Regions from separate parts of the Homo sapiens genome. Here all the other regions are linked to region 1. The links are chromatin contacts, found by Hi-C or POLR2A ChIA-PET in ENCODE. All regions are on one chromosome and are shown on one strand. Each heading gives the region's core, a stretch centred on a gene start or an enhancer-like site at or near the end of the contact. The rest is flanking DNA. Distances are from core to core; before and after follow the strand shown.

Evidence for each region. Hi-C counts contacts between places; a loop is a spot of excess contacts on that map. ChIA-PET counts read pairs that join two places held with the same protein, here RNA polymerase II (POLR2A). Pooled maps may share reads with other maps.
Region 2: a map with no recorded cell type shows a loop between it and region 1 (4-fold over the local background). The contact joins two enhancer-like sites. A Hi-C loop is called at or near these places in 2 of 37 single-sample maps with no recorded cell type and 2 of 50 pooled maps.
Region 3: a loop to region 1 is called in a pooled map, with 5 times the contacts of the local background. The contact joins two enhancer-like sites. A Hi-C loop is called at or near these places in 1 of 37 single-sample maps with no recorded cell type and 3 of 50 pooled maps. POLR2A ChIA-PET finds 5 or more read pairs at or near these places in 1 of 52 experiments (A673).
Region 4: a pooled map shows a loop between it and region 1 (7-fold over the local background). The contact joins two enhancer-like sites. A Hi-C loop is called at or near these places in 9 of 37 single-sample maps with no recorded cell type and 5 of 50 pooled maps.
Region 5: a loop to region 1 is called in a map with no recorded cell type, with 9 times the contacts of the local background. The contact joins two enhancer-like sites. A Hi-C loop is called at or near these places in 10 of 37 single-sample maps with no recorded cell type and 4 of 50 pooled maps.

What each region holds. Positions count from the first base shown.
Region 1 is chr5:89,929,557-89,932,172 of GRCh38, forward strand. All of the region lies in intron 2 of LOC102724637 (a long non-coding RNA gene), which reads left to right. Among named protein-coding and RNA genes, the nearest start is that of MIR3660, 86 kb to the right of the region's middle. Within about 2 kb of position 1,320, at least 7 of the 41 ENCODE cell types and tissues checked have a DNase peak (open chromatin) inside an H3K27ac peak, as active enhancers do.
Region 2 is chr5:89,119,585-89,122,200 of GRCh38, forward strand. All of the region lies in intron 4 of MEF2C-AS1 (MEF2C antisense RNA 1), which reads left to right. Among named protein-coding and RNA genes, the nearest start is that of MEF2C-AS1, 240 kb to the left of the region's middle. Within about 2 kb of position 1,332, at least 2 of the 41 ENCODE cell types and tissues checked have a DNase peak (open chromatin) inside an H3K27ac peak, as active enhancers do.
Region 3 is chr5:89,270,230-89,272,845 of GRCh38, forward strand. All of the region lies in intron 7 of MEF2C-AS1 (MEF2C antisense RNA 1), which reads left to right. Among named protein-coding and RNA genes, the nearest start is that of LINC02161, 310 kb to the right of the region's middle. RefSeq lists enhancers at 1,511-1,650, 1,681-1,730. Within about 2 kb of position 1,327, at least 2 of the 41 ENCODE cell types and tissues checked have a DNase peak (open chromatin) inside an H3K27ac peak, as active enhancers do.
Region 4 is chr5:89,301,802-89,304,417 of GRCh38, forward strand. The region is part of intron 7 of MEF2C-AS1 (MEF2C antisense RNA 1); the gene reads left to right. Among named protein-coding and RNA genes, the nearest start is that of LINC02161, 280 kb to the right of the region's middle. Within about 2 kb of position 1,295, at least 3 of the 41 ENCODE cell types and tissues checked have a DNase peak (open chromatin) inside an H3K27ac peak, as active enhancers do.
Region 5 is chr5:89,342,563-89,345,178 of GRCh38, forward strand. All of the region lies in intron 7 of MEF2C-AS1 (MEF2C antisense RNA 1), which reads left to right. Among named protein-coding and RNA genes, the nearest start is that of LINC02161, 240 kb to the right of the region's middle. RefSeq lists an enhancer at 279-328. Within about 2 kb of position 1,294, at least 3 of the 41 ENCODE cell types and tissues checked have a DNase peak (open chromatin) inside an H3K27ac peak, as active enhancers do.

The DNA.
Region 1 (2,616 bases), core at 70-2,569:
AACATACTTAAGAAGATACAATAAAACTAAAATAATTATGTAGCTTTTTTTTTTTTTACTTAAAGGTAATATTGCATCAATCATAGATCTAGAGATAGTCAAGACAGAGCTGATGAACCTCTTCCTATTCTTTCATTTTTTAAAAAAATAAATTTCTAGTTAAATTCCAAGATTTCTGTCTAAGCCACAATGTTTTCACTCAACATTTAATGCACGACCCTTTTGTGACAGGCACATACCTGAATACATTAACTCCAAAACTGAAATGTGGACCACAATATAACTAAAATTTATCTTTCATACAGTACAGTCTTTTTAGAATGAAAGTTTCATATTCCCCATGAAACAGGACTTTTAAATTCAGCATTTTTCAATGTCCCAAGTACTGCTTTATTTTAACACTCTAAACCTTAAGACAGAAGTGTTATTATTCTGCATTAGTAGATGAGGTAACCAAAGACCAGAGCTCTTAAGCAATTCCTAGAGTTGCACAGTGGGAGACTGAGCTTTCAACTCAGTATTGTCTCGCTATAAAGATGGAGTTTTTCCAATAATGCAATGCTCTCCTTCTTCTTCTTCTCCTTCAGTGAATTACCATGTCTCTTATATTCTCTCATTCACAAGTATAGGAGTGATCAACAATTCTGAAATATCAATCTCCTTAAAAAAAGTGCCCATCTTGTTTATATTTAGTTACTTCTAGAAGAACTATACTTCAAATTGCTTGAAATGTCTACAAGAAATTTTGAGTGTGATGTTAGTAAACAGCAATCCTTGCACATATCACTGGCTGTAAATATGAACCATAAATTCCTCACTTAAACATATAAAATCAAGCATGGAATTAGGTTATTCAAAGAGGCAAGTCTGTGACAATATTATTTACTATCTTATTTGCAAGGATCACATCTTCTAAAAACTAACTGTTGTATGTTTGTCTTTAAAGAGGTCTATAGATAAAGGCAGTGATTTTCTGAATACATCAAAACCCTCATAGCATTCCTGAGGATCTACTGATTAACCCAGTAGGATATTAATTATGAACACATCTGCCATTCTTACTTTTTGTTCTTTTCCTTTAAATAGGAGTGGAGTAATTCAGACATGTGTGTATGATTAGGTGTAGCTAGCAGTGCATGATGAGCTAGATTTAGATACATTTATGAAGCATCAAATACAATGAAACAGTTTACTGGAAAACAAAACTTGTACTGGAGATTGGAACTCTTAAAGCAGGAGAAAGTTGTTTTTAAAAAAGCTTAACCTTAAATAAAACACATATGTGGTGGGTGAATGTGAAAGAATATACAGCTTCATTGTTTCTCGAGAACAAAAGTATTTATAGTTCTTCCGCTTTGTGACTCATCTCTCTGCTGTAAAATATTTGGGCTATTACTCATAATTACAAAAAAGGCATCGAAGAGAATGGCTTGACGTTAGTGCAAAGGACAAGGTGAACAAACTGGCATTTTATTTGTGACATTCTCATTTATAAGAAGTTGGACAATCTGTTTTTTGACTGCTTTCTTTCTCTGCAAAAATGACTATAATATAGCACTTAAAATAAATGATAATTCATGTGCCTCTAATCTAAAACGATCAAAACAGGCAAGATGCAAACAAGACACAGAGAGTGCAAAGAATGCAGCATACTGCAATAAATTCCCCTTATATTTATTTAACAATAAATATGCAAATTTGAGATAATTATGAAGACATGTGCTTTGAGGAGCAGAGAGACTACTCAAAAGGTATTTTGTTCAATCATCCTTTTTCTTTTGAGCTAAGATGAGAACCAGAAGGAAACAGATATAATAACAAAAATGGAGTAAGTATTGATCATGGATGAGAAGACTGAGATAATATAAAACCTCTAACTCAAAAAGCATTTTTTTCTGGTAGATGAAACTAAGTGATTCTAAATAATAACTTATTAGTAGAAAACAATTAATTTTATAGCCTTTTAATGGTCCTTTTAAGGGAGTAGTACACTCCAAAGTGAAGTTAATCCTCCACAACGATATTAGTTTTTCTTAAAGAAAATGCTAATTAATAAATAGTTGCTCTGAACCATTTAAAGAATAGAGAAAAAATGTCAAAATGTTACTAACTTCCCGGGAACACAATTTTAATATTGTTTTTCATGAGAATTACAGATTTTTGCATTACTTACTCTTGACTACAATGAGTATTGCATTTGATCAATTATATTTCTAATATTTTGCCATTAATTTTTTCCTCTTCCAGAAAGATGGTATTTAGCCAAATTCTTAGACTTCCTATTCATTCTAAAGGACAAGCTTTCATTAATGTACAAAGGGGCCACTCTTTAATGGCACAGAATACTAGAAAAAGCTCATTCTGAAATATTGTTAGGTAGCTGTTATAGACTAGAATTGTATTAAGGGTGCATATCACATATCCATATCAAAATATATAAAATACATACAGCAGGATTCCTTCAACATGATGAACTATCACTGGATAATGGCTTTATCTCCAACCATCTCAATCGTGGGTATTACAATGAAATCTGAAAAAGGTGAAAAGCACTGTCAACCTTTCTTAATATTGTTGGAAAATGCTGGCGTATTAGAGCTTAAGTGGTTCTTGAAG
Region 2 (2,616 bases), core at 82-2,581, 810 kb before region 1:
GACAGTTGTCAAAATAAAAATATCAGGCAACTTACACTGTAACACTATAATTTATCAACTTTCTTCAATCTGTAAATCAACTTCCTCTCTGTCTCTCTCTCTCTCTCTCCCTCTCAGTTTCTCTCACTCCCTGTGATATATAACTACCAATACATAGTGGCACTGTCTTTTTTTTTATCAGGGGAAAATACACTTTTCTTGTTAAGGATTTTAGATGCCGTATGCATCCTTAAAATGCTTTTGGGAGAAAGGAGCTGTGTAAGTCTTGCATTATTTCATTAAAAATTATGAGTCAACAGGGCAGAATGTATTCTACAGTTTATGCCTGCCTGTGAACATTAGAACAAATCTCCCAGGTCAGGATTTGGTGGTGGAGTGTGGGAATTTTCCATGCCTTTTAGCATTGATGCCTATGACTTTTAGTCCAAGTTATCAGTTCAAAATGAATGGGAGCCATTTCCTATTCATTTTGTGAAGTGTGGACAGTGGTTTTGATAAATGAACAAGGCTTTGGATAATTTGAGTAAAATCCTTTTCTAGGTAACACCTTGTGCACTATAGAGACTAAAAAGAATGACGTTTTAGATAAAGGAAAAATGTGCATGTGAAGCCTATTGATAGAAAATTCTTTTGGTTATGTTCTGAATCTAAATCTGTAATCATAATAAAGAAATACATCTGTAGGCCTAGGAAGAGGGAAGGGAAAGGAGGAAAAAGGAGCCAAAATAAATGTTATTGGCAGTACAATAATGTTTTCTGATCATAGATTTTAATAAGAAGCCAAGATGTCTCAATGTAAGTTAAAAATGTAACATCAACTTTGTAGAGGGGAATTAGGAAGAATACATACACAAACACACACACACACACTCACACACTACATCATTACAATGACCTTGAAGTCACAATATTAAAGGAAAAAGATAAAAGAAAGCTGGAAAAACTGGAAGAGCGCTTACTATTCTGCGCGCAGAAAATATTTAATTTAAACACTCTAAGAAATTACGTCCAAAGAATCATTATCCCAGGAAACATCTATAGAATGAATGTATTTCGAGATCTTCATTACAGTTTAATTTGCATAGATATTTTGGGGAACTCTAGGACTCTAAGTGTGTCCCTAGGATTTTATTTGCAGAAATGAAGTAAACTATGGATAAGCTTTTCTCAAGTCTTAAATACTAGGTTTGAGACTGCACGAAAGAAGCATAATAGACTCCACTCAGGCACACTCAGGGAGAATATCAAGATAGAGTGTGACACTTTACCCACTGTTAAGGAAGAGACTGAGAGCTTGAATGCTGACTCAGGGAATGGGGAAAGAGTGCTTGCTTCCTCAGTGTGGCAATAAGGGAATTGGGCAAGTTCAGCTTGCTGGCAGAACTATGTTACACTGCAAAGCATGAGACGGGTTCAATGGAGCGAGTCTGAGCAACCCTTTAGGGCAGGGTATCCCAAACTTACCTGACTACTGAAACATGTTTAAGTTACAATGCATTAATGGAATACCAACAGAAGTGACAGGACATATTGCATACTTTGATCAAAGAAGACCTCAAACATGACCGGTCTTATATCTGATTTAAAAGCTGCAAAAAAGGGGCAAAACTTATTCATATGTGTGCTGTAGCTTTATAGCACCACCAACCAGATAATTTATTTTATTTCATTAATAACAAGAAACCTAATTATTTCAAGCTTAAGTATAATAAAATATCAAAACATTTTTATCAGGACAGTATATTAAAAATTATTTTTATAGCATATTCACTTAATATTGTTATATAATATGAAATCTTATTTTACATAGGAACTGTGTAGAAAAAAGAGAATAGGAATTGTATATTTTGCAACATTTGGGTAATCTTAGATGGACTGCTCTAAGAATTACTTCAAAGACAGGAAAAAATGAGATCCATCAACTTAATTTTGAAATATTCCAAATTTTACTTGTTGACGTGTTTTATTTAGACACAATTTGAAAACGATATGACTCTTCTTTTGTTTAATTCCCTCCTTTTTCAATTGTAGTTCATGGTAAATGGGATCATGAGGTATACATTTTTCATATGTGACAAACATTAAAACTATACAGTATTTTACAGTTGTAAAATGCTACTAAAAACCAATCATCTTCAAATAGACAATACATGTCAACCTGAGGGTTAAGTGGTAAATACTGCATCAAGGTGTAGATTAAAAGTCATAAAGTCGCTCTTGTGACTTCTGGGTGTGCTGGTGTGCATTTCTTTCTTTCTTTCTTTCTTTTTTTTTTTTTTTGAGACGGAGTCTTACTCTGTCGCCCAGGCTGGAGTGCAGTGACGCGATCTCTGCTCACTGCAAGCTCCGCCTCCCAGGTTCACGCCATTCTCCTGCCTCAGCTTTCTGAGTAGCTGGGACTACAGGCGCCCGCCACCACGCCCGGCTAATTTTTTGTATTTTTAGTAGAGACGGGGTTTCACCGTGTTAGCCAGGATGATTTCGTTCTCCTGACCTCGTGATCCGCCCGCCTCCGCCTCCCAAAGTGGTGTACATTTCTTAAAAGCAGAGAATTGTATGACAATTGTAGTTGTTTGCACATTTATTCAAAATTTTCATAAATTAATATATAAAATA
Region 3 (2,616 bases), core at 77-2,576, 660 kb before region 1:
AAAACAAATATTTAGGGATTGAATTTGAGATTTTTCTTTATATTTCACTCAACATCTTGAGACCTTCTTTGTCCATATCAAAAGTAAGTTTCTAAGTCCAATTATTAAGTAGATCTAAAAATCTCTCTTCTGTTGAGATGTATACAGTTAGTAAAGATTCCCAGGAAGTTTGTACTGAGACTTTGGCGCGCACGCCAGCATGCGCGCGCGCGCACACACACACACACACACACACACACACACACACGAGGGTATAAGGGTGCAGGAGTAAATGGTGAGCCCTTCTAGGAGATTAGTGTGTGGCTGGGACCCTTTTTAACATCTTTTACTTTGGGCCCATTCTTTCAACTCATTTTTACCACCATGTATCAAGTTTGTGCCTGAGTCACTCCAAGCTTGCCCATCTGTGGGGGCAGCAGATTGTTCCAGGTGAGTTGAAGATACAAGGAATAAGTGTATGCATAAATAATGTGCAAAGGAAGCTGCTAAAACCCTGTTTCTAGAATTTTCTACTTCTATTTTTGTGTCTTTTTTGCCCCTACACACAATTAGTAGTGGTGTTTCGAACTCATCCAAAATTTGATTTTGCATGTTTTCTTGTTTACTTTTTAGTCCTTTACTGAAAGGTTTCTAAGTAGCTAGGTGTTTTTTCTAGTCTGCCATATTCCAGAGTTTTCACACCAGTAAGTCTGCTTACAGACCTTTTTGCTGTGCTGTTGTTGTTGTTTTCTTTTCCCCAACAAATTTATGACATTAGGTCACACTTTATTCGAGAAGCTTTATTTTCCATCTGCTCTCCGTTTTTGCTCTATTATTAGGCTATGCTTCTGGTATTCTGATCCCCCTTCATTTTCAGAACTCTTGTTGACGTCAGTGGGGAACCTAGGCAGAGGAGAGTGTAATGCTGAGCTTGGCTTCACAGTCCATTTTGGGAAAAGCGTCTGACCTCCTTGAGATGGAACTTCCGTTGGGTGGACCCCTGCTCATTTTCTACAGACAGTGGAGCCTATGCATAGTATTTAATGCAACCACCAGTACAGGATGATATACTTGCTCTACCACCCAAATATATTGACTTTCTGTTAAAAGGCTTTTAACATAAATTTTAAGAGATTAACAAAATACATCATAGGCTATTGCTGAGAATGCAGGGTTTTTAACTACGTTTCTCCTACATTGATTTTAGTTCATATATTTTAACCACCGCCTTATTTTACTGTACCTTTTAATTTGTTATTCATTTGTTTGAAACCAGAACTCTGCCAAGGCACTCTGGACCCACAGGAACTGAAATAGTTTGCCTTCATTATCTGGTAGACCTGCTCGAGTCTGTAGCCCCTGACAGAAACCACAAGACTGTACAAACTGGCAACTGTGGGTTTGTCTGTTCTCTATTGATTCTATTTCTGGAAAAAAACATGAACCAATGGGTGAGCCATGTGACTGTACAACTGACCCAAAGCTACCATCAGAAGTGGGATGGAGACCTTTATAGACAGGTCATGATGGGATCTCAACACTTTCCTGTCTGCTTCTTAAGAATGGCTTTCAGTAGCTTTGACTTGAAACTTAACTCCTTGTGTTCTGAAGTATGAAACTGGAGGAGAATCTTCATATTCTATAGCTTGTTATTTAATTTGGGAGACCATAAGTCAAAATGTTCCAAACATCTAATAAAATGTATAATAAAGACCAGATATAAGTTAACTTACAAAATAGCTTACTTCTTTCCTCCATGTGAATTGCAAAGCAACTCCATCAGAAGACTTGAACACACACACACACACACACACACACACACACACACACGTACTTTTCAGACTATGAAACTGCAACTGCTGTAGTGTTTCCTTTTCTTGAGCTTTGGTATTTGCGCTCAGTACTGATCCTTAAGTAAATAGAATGTAGGACTTCTATGTAATCAGGCCAAATGTAAGAGTTCTGGTCTTGGCTCCAATATGCTATGTGTCTTTGGTCTTCTCTCTTCTTCTCCATTAAATGTCAAATGACTAAACGATCCCCAATGTCTGTTCTAATTCTAAGAATCAAAGTGATTAAGAGTCTTTGATAGCACCAGAGAGATCTAGGTAGTAGAGAACACAGGTATGAGAGAACACATCCTATTAAACACACACGTGCATGGGTGCATGCACACACACACACACACACACACACACACACACACTCAACAGAAAAACCAAAATAGCTCCCCTCTCTTCCTCCCCCAATAATGACAATGCAGCCATCTGTTGGACGTTCCATTTTACTTAGCAGCTGTTCTCAGATACAGAAATCTGCATTCCTCCGGCTTGTGCTGGTATGCAGGCAGCATGTGTGGGTACTAGCATTTGACTCTCCCACCCAAAGGAATGGCTTTCATTGAATAAAAGTGATTGCAGAGGTTTCTTATTTCCCCATCACACAAATGCCTTTTTTTTTTCTGATAATAGGCATTTGAAGCCATCTCTGCTACTCTGTGTATTAAAATATACCCTGTTAGAGATATTCATATCAAGCAATCATCTAAAATTGAAGAGGACAACCAGGAAAGGCTTCAGTGAAACTCTTGCCTTGCCAGAAACTTCTACTTTGAAGGAAAGTGGGAGAGGTTGGAAT
Region 4 (2,616 bases), core at 45-2,544, 630 kb before region 1:
TTACAGGAACTTACTGGGGAACTGGACTTGTACCACCTGCCATTTGGCCAATGTTGAGAAGTGAGAGGAAGGGGTTTCAGATAATTCAAATCAGCCAATCTACCTCAATGGAGGCTACCTTCTTTTTCTTATTGTTCTAAACTAGGTGTACATACCTTTTCCTAACTAATACACCTTAGATTAGAGCTATCAAGCAATGTTCTTTTACTTTCTCCTATTATACCTGGCCCTCTCTTCTTACAAGCTTTCTAAGAATGTATTTCCTTTGCCTATTGTGTCAACTAAAAGAGAATTGGGTAGGATGAAAAGAACTACATGAAAATAAACTGCCTAGATTTATGAAAATAAATATATGCAAAGTTTTACACTTACCCAAAATTCTTAATTTAAGCCAGCTAAGAAACTTCAATTCTGTGGGCTAGTGGCAAACTGGAGTCCATATGGAGTTTCTCAATTGGTCTTTCGAGTAGGTGGAATATAAATATCATGACAGCATTTCTGTCATGTCCCTTCCGTGGTCAGAGATGCTGTCTTTTCTATCTTGTTGGCCCAATGAATGGCGTGTCATGACAGAAATCATTAGTGAATTTTGTTTAATGAGGTAGCCACTCAGCTGATAAGTAACTAAAGCCAGACACTTGTTTCCTGAGATGGGTTTTGTATAAACCTAAAATGCCATTAGAAGAGGGAGGCAATTCTATTACTAATTTAAGGCTCACTTAAAGCTTGCTATTAAGGCAAATAAGAAATGAGTAGGCAAAGTTTTCTGTACATTCTGTAAAACATAAAGTAATATGAGGTAATTGGAAGATAGTCTGAAAAAAAAGCCTATCATTCTCTCCAAAATTTTACCCATTTCACCCACACTTACCAGTGTCATAGCCCACGCTGACTCCGATGGCTGAGAACATCTGTAAGATGAAGAACTAGTACTGTATTCTGAGTCACATATCCTATTTTTATTTTAAAGCCTATTTAGAGCTTGGCTACTATTAGGCTTGTCCTAATTTTCCTCAGTTACTGTGATTTTGATTACTTGCAAAATATACACTAATAGAGACTGTTTTTAGTGGATGCCTAGGATTAGAGAAATAAAGATAAGTTAGCTTGTAAGTCAAAAATTTAAATAGACTTAAAAATATAGGAAAAGACAATTGTATTTTGTTTCTTAAATGCCAAATATAATTATTAAGAAATTTTCAGAAGATGTCATCTATTAATACAAACAACAGAAGAATTGAACTGAAGATCTAGCCACTGCTCTGCTCATCACTCTGTTTTCATTAGCAATTATAAGGAAGTAGATCCAGAACTAGAGATGCATGATAACAAGACATTGGTGCAGTAACCAGTACTTTCAGACATCACCACAAAAACAAAAACTCAGTATTTCACAACCCTGTTGCATTGGCAATGTCACAATGCTACCTCGGGCAAGGATGTTGTCTCTTTTTGGGGTAAAATAGAGTTCCTTTTTCCCTCCCACAACCTTCTCCTGTAAATCACTTTTCTTAAAGGACAAACCTAAAGTTTCTTGGTTTCAAAATCACACTCATCATGGTGAGGGAAATCCGGCTCATGCCAATTAGAAAGTCAGCTTAATGTGTTTGCTTAGCTACGGAGAGTGATTAAGGGCACCGTTCCCTGGCAAACTACTTGTGGGTTCAAATATAAAAAGCCTTAAAAACACAATCCTAAGTGGTTTACTAATAACACAATTTACATCACTCTTGTATATTTTCAAAAAAAGAACATTACACCATAGTTTAAAATTTTAGAAAATGTATTAAGCCCACGGTGCTGTCATTGTATTCACTGAGGATGGCAAATTTCATCACACAGCCTCTCCTTGTCAATATATGCTTCTTGCCCTAATCATTATAAAACTCTTTTGGGGCCCCCCTTTCTCACCTAACAAATGCTAAGTGAAATGGAGAATTAATACATTTAGAAATTTAATTGAGGTTAAAAGACATCCTAAAACATACTCCAGACTTTCACCTTGAATATTTAGTGGGTTTTGTTTTTACACTTGAATTAAATAGGTAATAGTTTAAGTGCAGCTCCAATGAAGTGAAAGGCCAAAAAAAGTGGTCATTTTTCATTTCTGGCTACGAATATAATTCTATAGGAAATTTCTACTAGCCATGATGCTTATAAAATTAAAATACAATGGAATATACACAAATGGCCAGCATCTGGGATTGTAATCTGCACCTTCGTGGGGTGGTGAAGGCTGCAAAGATCATGAGAGGAGGAGAAGAATTTAGGGCTTCCTATCATCAATTCAGGCAGTAAGTCCTGAGCAGTAACTCTGGAAAGTCACTGCCATAGAATCACCGTGGTAATAATGTGTCTTGTTTTGGGCAAACTTGTCAACTTATGAAGAGAAAAGAGAAGTCTATAAAGGGCTGGCAATTTAACTTTAATATTCAACAAATGGCAAGCTGCAAATATGAAGAGAATCTTCCTTGTTTTCTTGTTTTTCCAATTGTGTTTATATATTGATGATAATATCAACATAACATTCATTTTATAATGTAAAGCATTATGTCATAAATATTACATATATGGTACTAGCGATATATTTTCAAAAGTTTCCCTTTAAAAAGAACT
Region 5 (2,616 bases), core at 44-2,543, 590 kb before region 1:
TAAAAGAAAATAGTTACCCTTTGTTTAGTCTCTGTTAGAGAACAAATACTCATAATTAAACTGTAACTGGAATCAAAATGTAGTTTGGGATAAACAACCTAACTGGCCTCCAAGATAAATTACAGTACTCATTTCTCTATTGTTGGTTTGTTTTCTCCAGTTTCACCAGGAAGCAGGACTGTGGGGATTCTGTACTTGTATGTCACCACTAAGCAGCTTCTTTCATGCCAACAAGCTTAGTAACTTGTTTGAGTCTGGCCACTTGCACACCATCTGGAACTACTTCACATTCTTATTACAAAAAAGAGAAAGAGAAAAAAAGAATGCATGATGCTGCTGTGTTGCCTTTCATTTGTAGAGTTTGCTGGGCATCTTCCTGACTCAGGTGTTCATTCCTCCTGGAGTCACCCAACCAACCATAATATAGCTGACATTAGGTTCAACCACAGAATTAGTCCCTAGAAATATGTGAGTTCTGAATCTTGTGACATTCCTCTAGATTTCCAAGAAAAAAAATGTAGTTTTATTTTTAAACATTTAATTTTCAGTCTTTTGTGGGTTTCAATTTGTATTCCTCAATTTGCTGTAATTCTTCTGAAGATATAACCAATTTGTGAGGAAATCTGACCAAGGAAGTTTGTTCTAAAGGAGAAACAGCTTACATGGTATGTGTTTTGGCTTATAGTTTGCCATGGGTTGGGATGGAGTGTAGGTAGGGTGGGGGTGAGATAGGGAGAGGGTGAACAATGTGTCCATAGAGAGCTGAAGCTCTATTTTAATCAGGGATACCCCTTTCACCAAAATGTTTGTCGGTGCTCTACTAGTTATTCGTTTCTTAGGATAAACTAAAATGAAGAAACTAATAAAAAAGGTTCTTAGGTTAAAGCTTCATCTGTTTAAAATTTGTGGAAAACATATCTATTCATGACTTTATAAAATGCAAAAGTTTTAATACACACTTAATATTTTGATCTATAACTAACATTGAATAGTTTAATACAGAAAAAGAAAACTTTTGATTATATAGTGCTTATAGTGTAAAGAAACCTCCAAGTACTCTCTTTGAAAATTATTAACCTTAACTCTCCTGCCAGATTTTATGATTGTTTCATTTTCATACCGTTGCAAAGAAAAGAAGAGACCTTCTTTCTTGTTGACCTCCCTAGAGTAGGGGGTCAGTAATTAAGGCACACGTGCCAAACAGGACCCAAGGACTTATTTTCATTGGCATTCATGCTAGTAGACTCCTCTTGAGAGAATAATCACCAGCTGCATTTTGCAACATGTGAGAATGTGTGGGTGGAATAACCACTTCCCCACTTATCTTTTGCTAGTCTCAATATCACTATGCCCCACCTGGCTCACGAGAAGAACAGGTGCTACAAGCTAGGCTCACCACTTGTTTAAAGGATGTTAACCCCCAGCTGGGCCCACAGCCCGGTACTTGGTCCATTATCAGAATATGGGAGGTGTTGTAAAGTGAGAAAAATAAAACCAGTATTTATTGAGCAGTTTATACCTGTGAGACAGTCTTTATAATCTTCAGAGAAGTTAAAGAACTTTTCCAGGATGACAGAGTCACAACAAGTTTGGGTGATTTGAACCTATAGCTTCTAATTCCAAAGTCTATTATAATTTCACTATATATATTTCCATGTCTTCCTAGAAGAAAACAGCTATTATTTTTCAGAAGAAATATCTTAAACTGTTATCCTCAGAAAGCAGTGTTCCAAAGGCTGATAATTTGTCATAAAAGAAGTGTGTTGTGATAAACTGTTTGGAGATCTGTGAGTTAAAATTCAATCTCTCCCCACATAGACTTCTTGGAGCCTTTAGTATGTAAAAATGCATTGAGAATCTTTGAGAGAGATCAGGATGGCTAACTTATTTTCATGTGATGCATCTGTTAATACCTCCTTGAATCTGTATGCTACTGAATGGCATGGGAACTGCTTTGAAATGTCTAGGAAGTCCATTCCACTTATCATGGGTGAAAAATGACTTTGTGCATTTGGATAATAATTATAAATGATATTAAAATAATCATTTGTGATATGAAAAAATAGAATAGAGAAAGATTATTTATCTATGCACTACAAAACTTATTAGTTGAGTTTGAGGTGACCTATTTATTTGATATTTGAATGTGACATCTTTATTTTCTCAACAAAATTTTAATTGGCAATGTGTTCTCATGGCAACAAAACTTATCACAATTCCAAACAAAGAATGAATGTGTAAGGACTAAAGAAAGCTTTTTGTGAATACTGTTCTACTTGCAGGAAACTGTTAATTTATTATTAAAAGACAATTTTTAGTGCCTACAATAAGCCATCCATGGTAGTAGATGTAGAGAAGAACTTAACATGGCCTTTGAGGGCCTCATTGCCTAAATGGAGAAACAAGTTTACTACAACAAATAAAACAAGCTCCTTTTGAGAGAAAGTATCAGCCTATGTTCCCAAACTAGCCCATATCAGCTGCCTATATTACATAGCCAATTCAATGGTAACATTATTCTTGTGGCCTGCTGAGGATTCAGTAGAAGTCAAAATTTGTCATGAGTTTTCTGTGTTTGAGGCAAAAAATATTCCTCGCTCCCAGTGTTCTTGGTCA